2 separate regions of the Homo sapiens genome follow, and region 2 is linked to region 1. Evidence: read pairs that join two places in POLR2A ChIA-PET (ENCODE). Cell type or tissue: MCF 10A. All regions are shown on one strand. Each heading gives the region's core, and the rest is flanking DNA. Links, peaks and the distances in the headings are about the cores only. Region 1 overlaps C3orf33 (chromosome 3 open reading frame 33). Region 2 overlaps GMPS (guanine monophosphate synthase).

Region 1 (5,387 bases), core at 207-5,206:
TTCACCATGTTGGTCAGGCTTGTCTCGAATTCCTAACCTCAGGTGATCCACCTGCCTCAGCCTCCCAAAGTGCTGGGATTACAGGTGTGAGCCACCACACCTGGCCTTAATTTTTGTATTTTTAGTAGAGATGGGGTTTCACCATGTTGGCCAGACTGATCTTGAACTCCTGACCTCAGGTGATCCACCCACCTTGGCCTCCCAAAGTGCTGGGATTACAGGAGTGAGGCACTGCACCTGACCTTCTTTATTTTGAGATAAGTTCTTGCCCTGTAGCCTAGGCTGGAGTGCAGTAGTACAATTGCTTATAGCTTTTGGTGCTTCTCAAACTAAAATTCTAGGACAGGTTTTAAGAAGCCCATATCCTAATAAAATTTATTTTTTTATCAAATAATATAACAGTGTTCTAGGATATCTTCTTGAACTAAAGTATTATTTCTTTCCTGGAGAATAGATGGATGTAACTTTATATTTTCAACCATTATGTAAGAGCTTAATGTATGTTAAGTGTATAATTTTTTTAAAGACATTAAGTTTTTTTTGTCAGCTGTTATCCCTTTTTGGAAAGTTATAAATTTTATCTAAAGTAAAATCTTGTTATTAAAATTACATTGGTTAAAATTCTATCAAGGGTTTGGGTAAACAGGTCTTCTTCATATTATGCTACTTAGAATATCAATTGATAAAATCCTGTCTAGAAGTCAGTTTTGCAAAATGTATAAGCATAACAGTGTTGATGTAGATCAATATTTGTTGAGATTGGAAGATATCTTCAATAAGTTAAGTGAAAAAGCAGTTTCTGTGGTTCTTTTGGTGGTAATAGCCCATATTATTAAACTGAAGGCCTATAGCTTTATGTGTGTATGTGTAAAAATAAGCATGGGAGGTTGAAAAAAGAAGGTTAAATTGGTTAAATCTCACTACTTGTTCTGAAGCTTACTGAAATGGGTTTTTGAAGGCTGGGCGTGGTGACTCACGCCTGTAATCCCAGCACTTTGGGAGGCCGAGGTGGGTGGATCACTTGAGGCTAGGGGTTCGAGACCAGCTTGGCCAACATAACGAGACCCTGTCTCTACTAAAAATGCAACAATCAGCTGGGCATGGTGGTGCATGCCTGTAATCCCAGCTACTCAGGAGGTTGAGGCACGAGAATCGCTTGAACCTGGGAGGCAGAGATTGCAGTGAACTGAGATTGCGCCACTGTACTCCAGCCTAGGTGACAGAGTGAGACCCTGTTTCAAAAAGAAAAAAGAAAAAAAAATGAGTTTTTGAAATTACTGTGTTATATATACTTGTATTGTTTTAAAAGAAAACTTGAATATAGAAATAAATGGGTCTACAGTTAGAGAGACTGGGTATTTATAAATAAACATAATATATTTGTTTGTTTGTTGGAGGCCAACTGACTGGAATTTGCTTTTGCAACATGCTGTTAAAGCTAAACTCTTTTCTACCTAACCTTTTTAGAAGAGCCACGTGGTGCTTTGCTGGTTAAGTTGGCTGGAGTAGAACTCGCTGAAACTGGGAAGGCATGGTTACAAAAAGAGCTAAAACCTTCCCAATTACTATGGTTCCAACTTCTTGGAAAGGAGAATTCAGCACTCTTTTGCTATCTTCTGGTGAGTAAGGTAAGCAATGTGAAGAAATAACTAGCAATATCTTATTCTTCTTATTACTTATATGTAAACACTTATTTAATTAGAACTTTGGATATATAATGGGACTGACTTTTTTTTGCCTTTTAAACTGCTACTGATAGTGATTATGCATAGGTGTCTTGTATACAAATTTTATTTTAGTTACATATGTAATATATGTTTAATATAGAAAAAATAAAATTAAGAAAAAAGAAAAACTTCAAATTATTATTTATTATTATTATTTTTTAGATGGAGTCTCTCTCTGTTGCCAGGCTGGAGTGCAGTGGCACGATCTCGGCCACTGCAACCTCTGCCTCTCAGGTTCAAGTGATTCTTCTGCCTCAGCCTCCTGAGTAGCTGGGACTACACATGGGCGCCGCCACACCCAGCTAATTTTTGTATTTTTAGTAGAGATGGGGTTTCACCATGTTGGCCAGGATGGTCTCGATCTCTTGACCTTGTGATCTGCCCACCTTGGCCTCCCAAAGTGCTGGGATTCAGGCATGAGCCACTGCGCCTGGCCTATTGTTTATGATTATTATTTTTTGAAACAGAGTCTCACTCTGTTGCCCAGGCTGGAGTGCAGCGGCATGATCTTGGCTCACTGCAATCTCTGCCTCCCAGGTTTAAGCAATTCTCCTGCTTCAGCCTCCCAAGTAGCTGGGACTACAGGTGCACACCACCACACCTGGCTAATTTTTTGTATTTTTAGTAGAGATGAGGTTTTGCCATGTTGGCCAGGCAGGTCTCGAACTCCTGACCTCAGGTGATCTGCCTGCCTCAGCCTCCCAAAGTGCTGGCATTACAGGCATGAGCCACTGTGGCCATAAACTTCAAATTACTAATGACTCTGGGCATTGCTAATTTAGGCAGTATCATTATATATTTATTTATGTATGGGTATATTACATCATGCTTGTTACTATAAACCACTTGCTGAGTGAGGCTTGTTAGCTGGAAACTACAAACAGCCAGGGTGTTTTCTGACGGTTTGCTTAGTCTGGTCCAATATGTTGTTGATAGGTCTAAGTGTATAAATCTTTGAACTGTAAAGTTGAACATTCTTAAGTACTAGTTCTGATCAGTGATGAGTCATCTAAAGATGTTGCCTCAGAGTTTTCTTACCTTTATGATTGGCCATAGCCATTGTATAACTGGAAGTGACAGTTTCATCTTTGTTGCTGAATCACTGTCCTGCATCCCAGGATGTGCATGTGCCTTACTCCAGATTTTTTTGGTGGGCCATCAGATAGGTTTTCATACCTTGATCATACTATGATATTCAGCTTTTAAAATTATAATTATGAGGGTACAGTCGCTTGTGCCTATAATCCCAGCAACTCAGGAGGCTGAGGTGGGAGGAACGCTTCAGCCTACGCAGTCGAGACTGCAATGAGCTATGATCGCACCAATGTACTCCAACCTGGGCGATAGAGAGAGACCCCTTCTTGTAAATAAAATAAGATGATTAGAATTTTAACCATTTTAATTCTTAAAAGCTTTTTGAAATATTAATAGAAAGCTTAATGAAATTCATTAATTTTTGCATGTCCAGATGATATTCAGTACTTTCAAAATAAGAATTATCTAAAACTAATTGATTGAAGTATCTTGTATTTTAAAAGTAAGTTTAAAAGTAAGTTAATAAAGGCTGGGCATAGTGGCTCATGCCTGTAATCCCAGCACTTTGGGAGGCCGAGGCCAGCAGTTCACTTGAGGTGAGGAGTTTGAGACCAGCCTGGCCAATTTGGTGAAACCCCATCACTACTAAAAATACAAAAATAAGCTGGGCATGGTGCCGGGTGCCTGGAATCCCAGCTACTCAGGAGGTTGAGGCAAGAGAATCACTTGAACCCTGGAGGCGGAGGTTACAGTAAGCCGAGATCGTGCCACTGCACTCCAGCCTGGGTGACAGAGTGAGACTCCGCTTCAAAAAAACAAAACAAAACAATACAAAACAAAAAAAGTAAGTTAATAATACAAAGTTGTATAAAACATCCTAAAGGCCTTACAAAAATATTAGCTTTTAAGTTAAAGAGTATAATTACCAAAAAAAAGGAGATGATTATGACGATGATAAAGGTAGCAATCAATTATGTATATTTTGAGGGTCAACATGTGTCAGACACTGAGTTAAGGTGCCATGCTTATATTATGTTACTTATCTTCAGAACCACTCTACAGGTTGTTGCTTTTATTCCCACTTTCAGGTAGGACTTTTAGGGAAACTGATTGTCTTGGTCAGGGTAACCTGGAAGAAAAGCCTGTATCCAAACCCAACTCTTCCTGGCTCCTGAGCCTACATTTACTTCATCTTATAAGCATATCTTTATTTTATCTTGCTTCCTGGGTGACCAAACTATGCTATACACATAGAGTGATAATTTACTTCTCCTGTTTGAATTTTGCTAACGTGTGAGGTGGAATTTTAATTATACTGAGTTTGGTTCAAGGGAATGAGCTTATAAGATTTGAAAGATTTAGAAAAATATGATAATTGCTTTATAACTGTTATCATGTACTAAAAATTTCTCAATTTGAAGGAACAAAATTTTATTAACACTTTGTTAAGATTAAAATCCCACAAGGATTGTAGAAATATCTAGGCAGGATCTCCTTTTATTTATTTATTTATTTTCCCGAGATGGAGTCTTGCTCTGTCACCCAGGCTTGAGTGCAGTGGTGTGATCTCGGCTCACTGCAACCTCTGCCTCCTGGGTTCAAGCAATTCTCCTGCCTCAGCCTTCTGAGTGGCTGGGATTACAGGCACCTGCCATCGCACCCGGCTAATTTTTGTGTTTTTTTTTTAGCAGAGGTGGTGTTTCACCATGTTGGCCAGGCTGGTCTCGAACTCCTGACCTTGTGATCTGCCCGCCTCGGCCTCCCAAAGTGTTAGGATTACAGGCATGAGCCACCGCGCCCCGCCAGGATCTCCTTTATACCGTAAATTAATGAAAAAAAAAAATCCCATTTATCCAGTTTCATTAGGAGGTGAGGTATTCCATGAATAAAATTTCCTGTAGGATGAAGACTCAATGGCCAAGACTATTTTTATGTTAATTATTTTGAGGGAAGTCTTTTAAAAATGTATTTACTTGCCAGTGCTGTCCAAAACACTGGAATTCTGAACCTAATTTAACAGTTCAGTGATGATTCAGTTCATTTTGCATTTGGCTACTTTTAGTTTAGTTTCTCTTCATCTCTTAGTTTCTTTTGCTGGTCCTACTGTCACTCTGCCTATCTTGGGTGTCCCACTTCCCCTCCACAGAACCACCAACAGACCAAAAACACATTTTTCATACTTTATTGCTTCCTCACCTCTTCGGATTAGGAGAACAGTGAGTCTGTGGAGAATTCCATGTTATAAAAGAATCAACTGATTTTGAGCAAGGGTCTCTTCTAGTAATAAAAATCCTTGGATTTCGCAAGAGCTGTTTTGGGGGAGCCTTGGGGACCATTTTTGCCTTTTCTTTGGAGGACTAAAATTGTTGAATGACTGATTTTTAAGGTAAATAAGATGTGATGGGTATAACAACAATTATCTTAAATAATTGGTTTGTATTATTTTTAAATTCAAGGGTGGATATTTCAGCGTGAATCTGAATGAAGAAATTTTGAGAAGAGGCCTTGGCAAAACTGTTCTTGTTAAAGGGCTTAAATATGATTCTAAAATCTACTGGACAGTTCACAGAAACTTACTTAAAGCTGAATTAACAGCCTTAAAAAAAGGAGAAGGAATATGGAAGG
Region 2 (5,387 bases), core at 160-5,159, 140 kb before region 1:
GCAGCGGTGCGATCTTGGCTCACTTGTCACCTCTGCCTTCCATGTCCAAACTATTCTTCTGCCTCAGCCTCCCGAGTAGCTGGAACAACAGGTGTGTGCCACCACGCTCGGCTTATTTCTTTTATATTTTTAGTAGAGACAGGGTTTCACCATATTGGCCAGGCTGGTCTTGATCTCCTGACCTTGTAATCCGCCCATCTCAGCCTCCCAAAGTGCTGGGATTACAGGCGTGAGCCACTGCGCCCGGCCTATTTTATTTTATTTTTTAGACAGGGTATTTACTGCTCTGTCACCCAGGCTGGAGTGCAGAGGTGTAATCATAGCTCACTATAGTCTCGATCTCCTGGGCTCAAGTGATCCTTCCACCTCAGCCTCCTGAGTAGCTGGAACAACAGGTGCATGCCACCACACTCAGCTAATTTTTAAATATTTTGAAGAGATGGGGTTTTATCTTGTTGCCTGTTGAACTCCTGGGCTCAAGTAATCCTCCTGCCTCGGCCTCCCAAAGTGCTGGGATTACAGGTGTGCGCCACTGCACCCAGCCTTCTTCCTCTATAAATGTTAAAACTGGTATGTCTCAGTAGATTTTTAGCTATAGGAATAGGAAATACATAACAAAGACAAAAACTACATTGCTATAACCTTTCTTTATAAAGGTCTTTCTTGACACAGCAATTAATGAGGTATAGGACGTACATTAAGTCCCACATAGAGATTGTTTCACAGTATTCTCACCTCTCCACCCAAGTTACTTCAGTTGCCTTGTCTATCTAGTGCATTGATAATTCAATTTTGGTTCTCAGTTGCACATGGCTTTCAAATGCATTGTACAGCTACCAAGTTCTTATATTAAAAGAATCTCATATATTAGACTTGTCAGAATATACTGTTTCTTTCTTGACTACTATTAACCACAAAAATATATTCAACTACTTGACAAATGTGTTTCTGGCAAATATTACCTATGGGGCAATAGATGTTAGGCTAGGTATTTTACATGTGCATGTGTTACTCCTATTTTATGGCTCTGAGATATCAAGAAACTTGTATGAACTCTCAGGTAATTAAGTAACTAAATCAGGCCTGACAGGCTCCCAAACTCATACTCATTCTACTATACCACAGTACTTCACACTTTATTTGGCTCTCAGCATACCACTCTCTTGGTTCACTTATTTTACTGTCTATTCCTTCTGAATCTCTTTGCTGGTTCCTCTTCATCTTGCCCACCTCTACACATGGAAGTTACTCAGTCCTCAGCCCTTAAATCTCTTTTCTAAATATTCTAAGAGATCTCATACTCTCATCACCTTAAAATTCTGTCTGTATGCTGGTAAACCCCCAAATTTATACCTCCAGCCCAGTTTTCTCCTCTAAAGTCCAGGCTCATATATACAACTGCCTACTCAGCACCTTTGTTTTGATGTTTAATAAACCATCTTGAATTTAATATGCAAACTCAAACTCCTGAGGTCTTTCCAATCAGGTAAATAGAAACATCTTCCTTTTGGTTCCTCAGGCAAAAAAACTTGGGAGCTAAAACTTGATTCTACTTTTTCTTCCCCACTCCATATTCAATCTAACAGCAAATCCTCTGTCTCTGCCTTCAAAACAGTGGAATCCAATCACTCCTAACAATGTCTACCTCTATCACCCTAGTCCTGACAACTTCTATCTCTGCCACCCTGGTCCTAACAACTTCCTCTTCTACTGCTGTAGAAAAAACCGGGTTCTTTTCACATGACCAGGAAAAGTTAGGCACGCAGACACTTTGAAGGGTAAGGGGGAATGGAATTTATTGAGAAAAAGGGAAAAAAACTCTCAGCAAAGTGAGAAGGCTTCCTGTTAACAGGCCCCCATCTCACAGATTGAATCCGAGGTCACCACACAGGAACAGGAAAGGCCAGGCTCCTCCCTCCTGCAAAGGGTGAGAACTTCCTGTGGCCCCACCCTGTTCTCCCAGTAGGCAGGCTGGTGGGAGATTCTCCAGGTACCCTCCCCTTTATCTTCCTCCTGCATCTATCACTACTATCCTGATCCTGACAACGCTGTCTCTCTCCTGATTACTACAATAAATTCCTAGCTTGTCTTCTTGCTTCTCTTTCACCCTGTATCTTTTCTCCTCATCACAGCTTAATCCTTAAATTAGATCACATCTCTCCTTCACTTAAAACCCCACCTCACTATGAGTAAAGCCAAAGTATTGCAGTGGCCCAAAGGTCCTGTGTTCTGGCATCCAACTACCTCTCTAATTTCACCTTCTTTCACTCTCCCCACCATGCTTACTCTGCTCCAACCACATGGATTCCTGCTGCTCCTCAAATATGGTCCCCACCCAGGATCTCTGTACTGCTGTTTCCTCTTTCCCCAAATATCCAAAAAGGTTAGCACTTATTTTCTTCATGTCCAATGTCATCTTATAGGAATGCCTTCCCTGAATAGCCTATAAAATTGCAACAACCCTAATCACACATATTCCAGAATACCCTCTTCCCCCATTTTTTCAATGTAAACACTATCTGATTCTGACATATTCTGTATTTCTTTATTGTTTACTTTCCCTTTTTCCAGTGTTAAACAAGCATTTTTGCTATATTGGTTTTGGGTTTTGTTTTCTTCTTAGGAGAGAGGGTCTTGCTCTGTTGCCCAGGATGGAGTGTAGGGGCACAACCACAGCTCACCGCAGTCATGATCTCTTAGGGCCAAATGATTCTCCCACCTCAGCCTCCTGAGTAGCTAGGACTGCAAATGTGCATCACCACACCTGGCTAATTTTTTTAAAATTATTTTTATGTAGAGATGGGGTCTCACTATGGTGCCCAGGCTGGATTGAACTCCTGGCCTCAAGCTATCCACTTTCCAGTCTCCCAAGGTGCTGGAATTATAGGTGAGAGCCACCGCACCTGGCCTATTTTATTCATTGCTAAATCCTTGACACCTAGAACTGTGCATGACACATAATAGGTACTCGAATGTTTGTTGGATGAATAAAAATACACAAGCTTATCTACCACTGTTGATCTTTTTTTATGAAGTAAAAAACTTTTAGTATAAAACCATTCTTGGGCATTCCTATGCTAACATATTAGCATACATTATGCTAATGTCTGTTAAGTAACAGCAGGCAGATTACTAAATTCAGCATGTCCATGACAAATCTTTTTTTCAACTTATTATTTAGGTGTGGTATCTCAAAGAGAACTTTAGTGATAAACCCACCTTTTTCTTTTACTAACTTCCAGGAATATTAGTGACCATTTACATTATTCAGGTAAGCAAGTCAAAACCCCAAACAGCCAGAAAGTCAATTCCCCTTCCTCAAAAAATTAGAGAACAAAATGGTTTAAGAGCATGGGTCAGCAAACTTTCTGCAAAGGACTAGAGAGTAAATAGTTTGGGCTCTGTGCAACATACACAGTCCCTGTATTTTATTATAACCCTTTAATAATGTAAAAATCATTCTTAGCTCCTGGACATTAAAAAAAGGCAAAAGACTAGATTTGACCCACAAGTCACAGTTTGCCAACCCTGGTTCAGGGAAATGTCTTGAGTACTTATTTGGGTGCTATGGGCTATGTACACCTAAGAAAGGAATAAAAGACAAGTAACTCTGAATATAGTATAGTATGAAGACAGCGAGTTCTCAAATTTTTCCTGAGTTACAAAAGTATAGTGTTTTATGTTTGAAAAGCTTATATTAGGATGAACATTTTTCAACGTATTTCAAAGCAAACCAGTAAACCAGTAAGTGAGAGACTTCTGGATAATCCTCCTATTATTAAATTCCCTTCATAACAGTTAATCCTACATTCATTATTATCTTTAAAAAAAAGAGAAGAAAAATCAGAAGAAAAAGGAAAAATCAAAGAGTACCTCATACAGAAGCATATGCTTACTCTTCAGATAAAGTTTTTTAAATGAACTCTGCAAAATTTTTAGAATTTTCACCTGCTACTATGTTTCCAGAACGTGCCACAACCTTGAATCCATCAGCTACTTTGTCTACACTATCTCCATGTGTAAGCAAAACAACTTCTTCCTTCTGAAGGCCCCTAAACATACAAAAAATAAAACACACAAATATCTTAATTAAAAACATGATTCATGGGTTCTTTTGTTTTAGAAACACAAGCTTGCCATACATGATTAGAAAAACAGAAAAAAAAAAAGTGACAATGGAATACTGCTAGAATTCAAATATTATGTCCATTACAAATAAAGCCAATAAAAAACCTTAGACCTTAAAAAAGGCAATCCATAAAAATTGGAAGGAAACTAGAACAAATAAATATATGAAGTTGGTAGTATAACCAGACACACAGGAATAATTTCAAGAGATTACAGAACAATAATTTCAACATTATATATCTGTTGAGATTTATGTTAAGAACAGAGGTATTTCAAAGACCTTAACACTTCATTCGGTAGTCTTATGTAAGTAGTAATAGGACTTAGTACTGAAACTGTTATCCTGTAACTGTAAGTACAATATAGATACAGGCATACTGTAGGTTAAAACAAATAATTAGTAATCAACATTTTCAGCTTAAGAGTAGGGAGATACAAAATCAAAAGAGTTAGGTAAAAACCCTATAATCTTTCATTTTAACTGGAAATAAGTATACACTAATGATTCTGTTTCCCAATTCTAAAAGACTAGGTACTGCCCAACTCTGTTATCTGAAAGTCCTAGAAACAATTACAACCCAGTACCAATGTGGACCTCTAGTGCCAAACAAATTAATGAAACTTAGTTAAGTAAGTGTTACTTAAGAGACTTAAGTAACATTAATCAAATGTAATGTGTACACTTTCTCTGGACCCTGATTCAAACAAATCAACCATAAAAATATACTGTTTACGTTATGGAAAATCTGACTAAGAACTCGATATTAAATAATAATAAGGAACGGCCAGGCGCGGTGGCTCATGCCTGTAATCCCAGCACTTTCGGAGGCCGAGGCAGATCACCTGAGATCGGGAGTTCAAGACCAGCCTGGCCAATATGGTGAAACTCCGTCTCTACTAAAAACACAAAAAATTTTGCCTGTAATCCCACTTACTTGGGAGACTGAGGTGGGAGAATCACTTGAACCCGGGAGGTGGAGGTTGCAGTGAGTCGAGATCTTGCCACTGCACTCCAGCCTGGGCGTGCGACAGAGTGAGACTCCGTCTCAAAAAAAAAATTAAATTAAATTACAAAATAAATAATAAATAATACTAAGGAATAAAAATGTAAATTAAAAATAAAGCAAGAAGATAAAGTACATTAATGTCAAAAAGATATTTTGGGGTTTGTTGTTGACATTGTTGTTTAGGAATAGTATAGGTTGTGATAGAGTCCCAGAATTTTAGAACTAGAAAGACAGAAAAATGTCAAATCTTAA

Evidence for each region. ChIA-PET counts read pairs that join two places held together with the same protein. Peaks named below come from ENCODE experiments on the same cell type or tissue, not always from the same donor. Only the 100,000 strongest peaks of a DNase experiment are listed, where the experiment ranks them.
Region 2: POLR2A ChIA-PET joins it to region 1 with 5 read pairs; 2 of 35 experiments call an interaction of 5 or more read pairs at or near these places.

What each region holds. Positions count from the first base shown.
Region 1 is chr3:155,763,750-155,769,136 of GRCh38, reverse strand. C3orf33 (chromosome 3 open reading frame 33) reads left to right here. Exons shown (of 5, transcript NM_001308229.2): 4 at 1,468-1,628; 5 at 5,219-5,387. Among named protein-coding and RNA genes, the nearest start is that of PLCH1, 21 kb to the right of the region's middle. In MCF 10A, for the core only: no CTCF peak of the experiment used is centred there; a DNase peak (open chromatin) is centred at 2,746.
Region 2 is chr3:155,904,825-155,910,211 of GRCh38, reverse strand. GMPS (guanine monophosphate synthase) reads right to left here. Exons shown (of 16, transcript NM_003875.3): 5 at 3,949-4,052. Among named protein-coding and RNA genes, the nearest start is that of GMPS, 37 kb to the right of the region's middle. RefSeq lists a silencer at 1,725-1,991. In MCF 10A, for the core only: no CTCF peak of the experiment used is centred there; no DNase peak of the experiment used is centred there.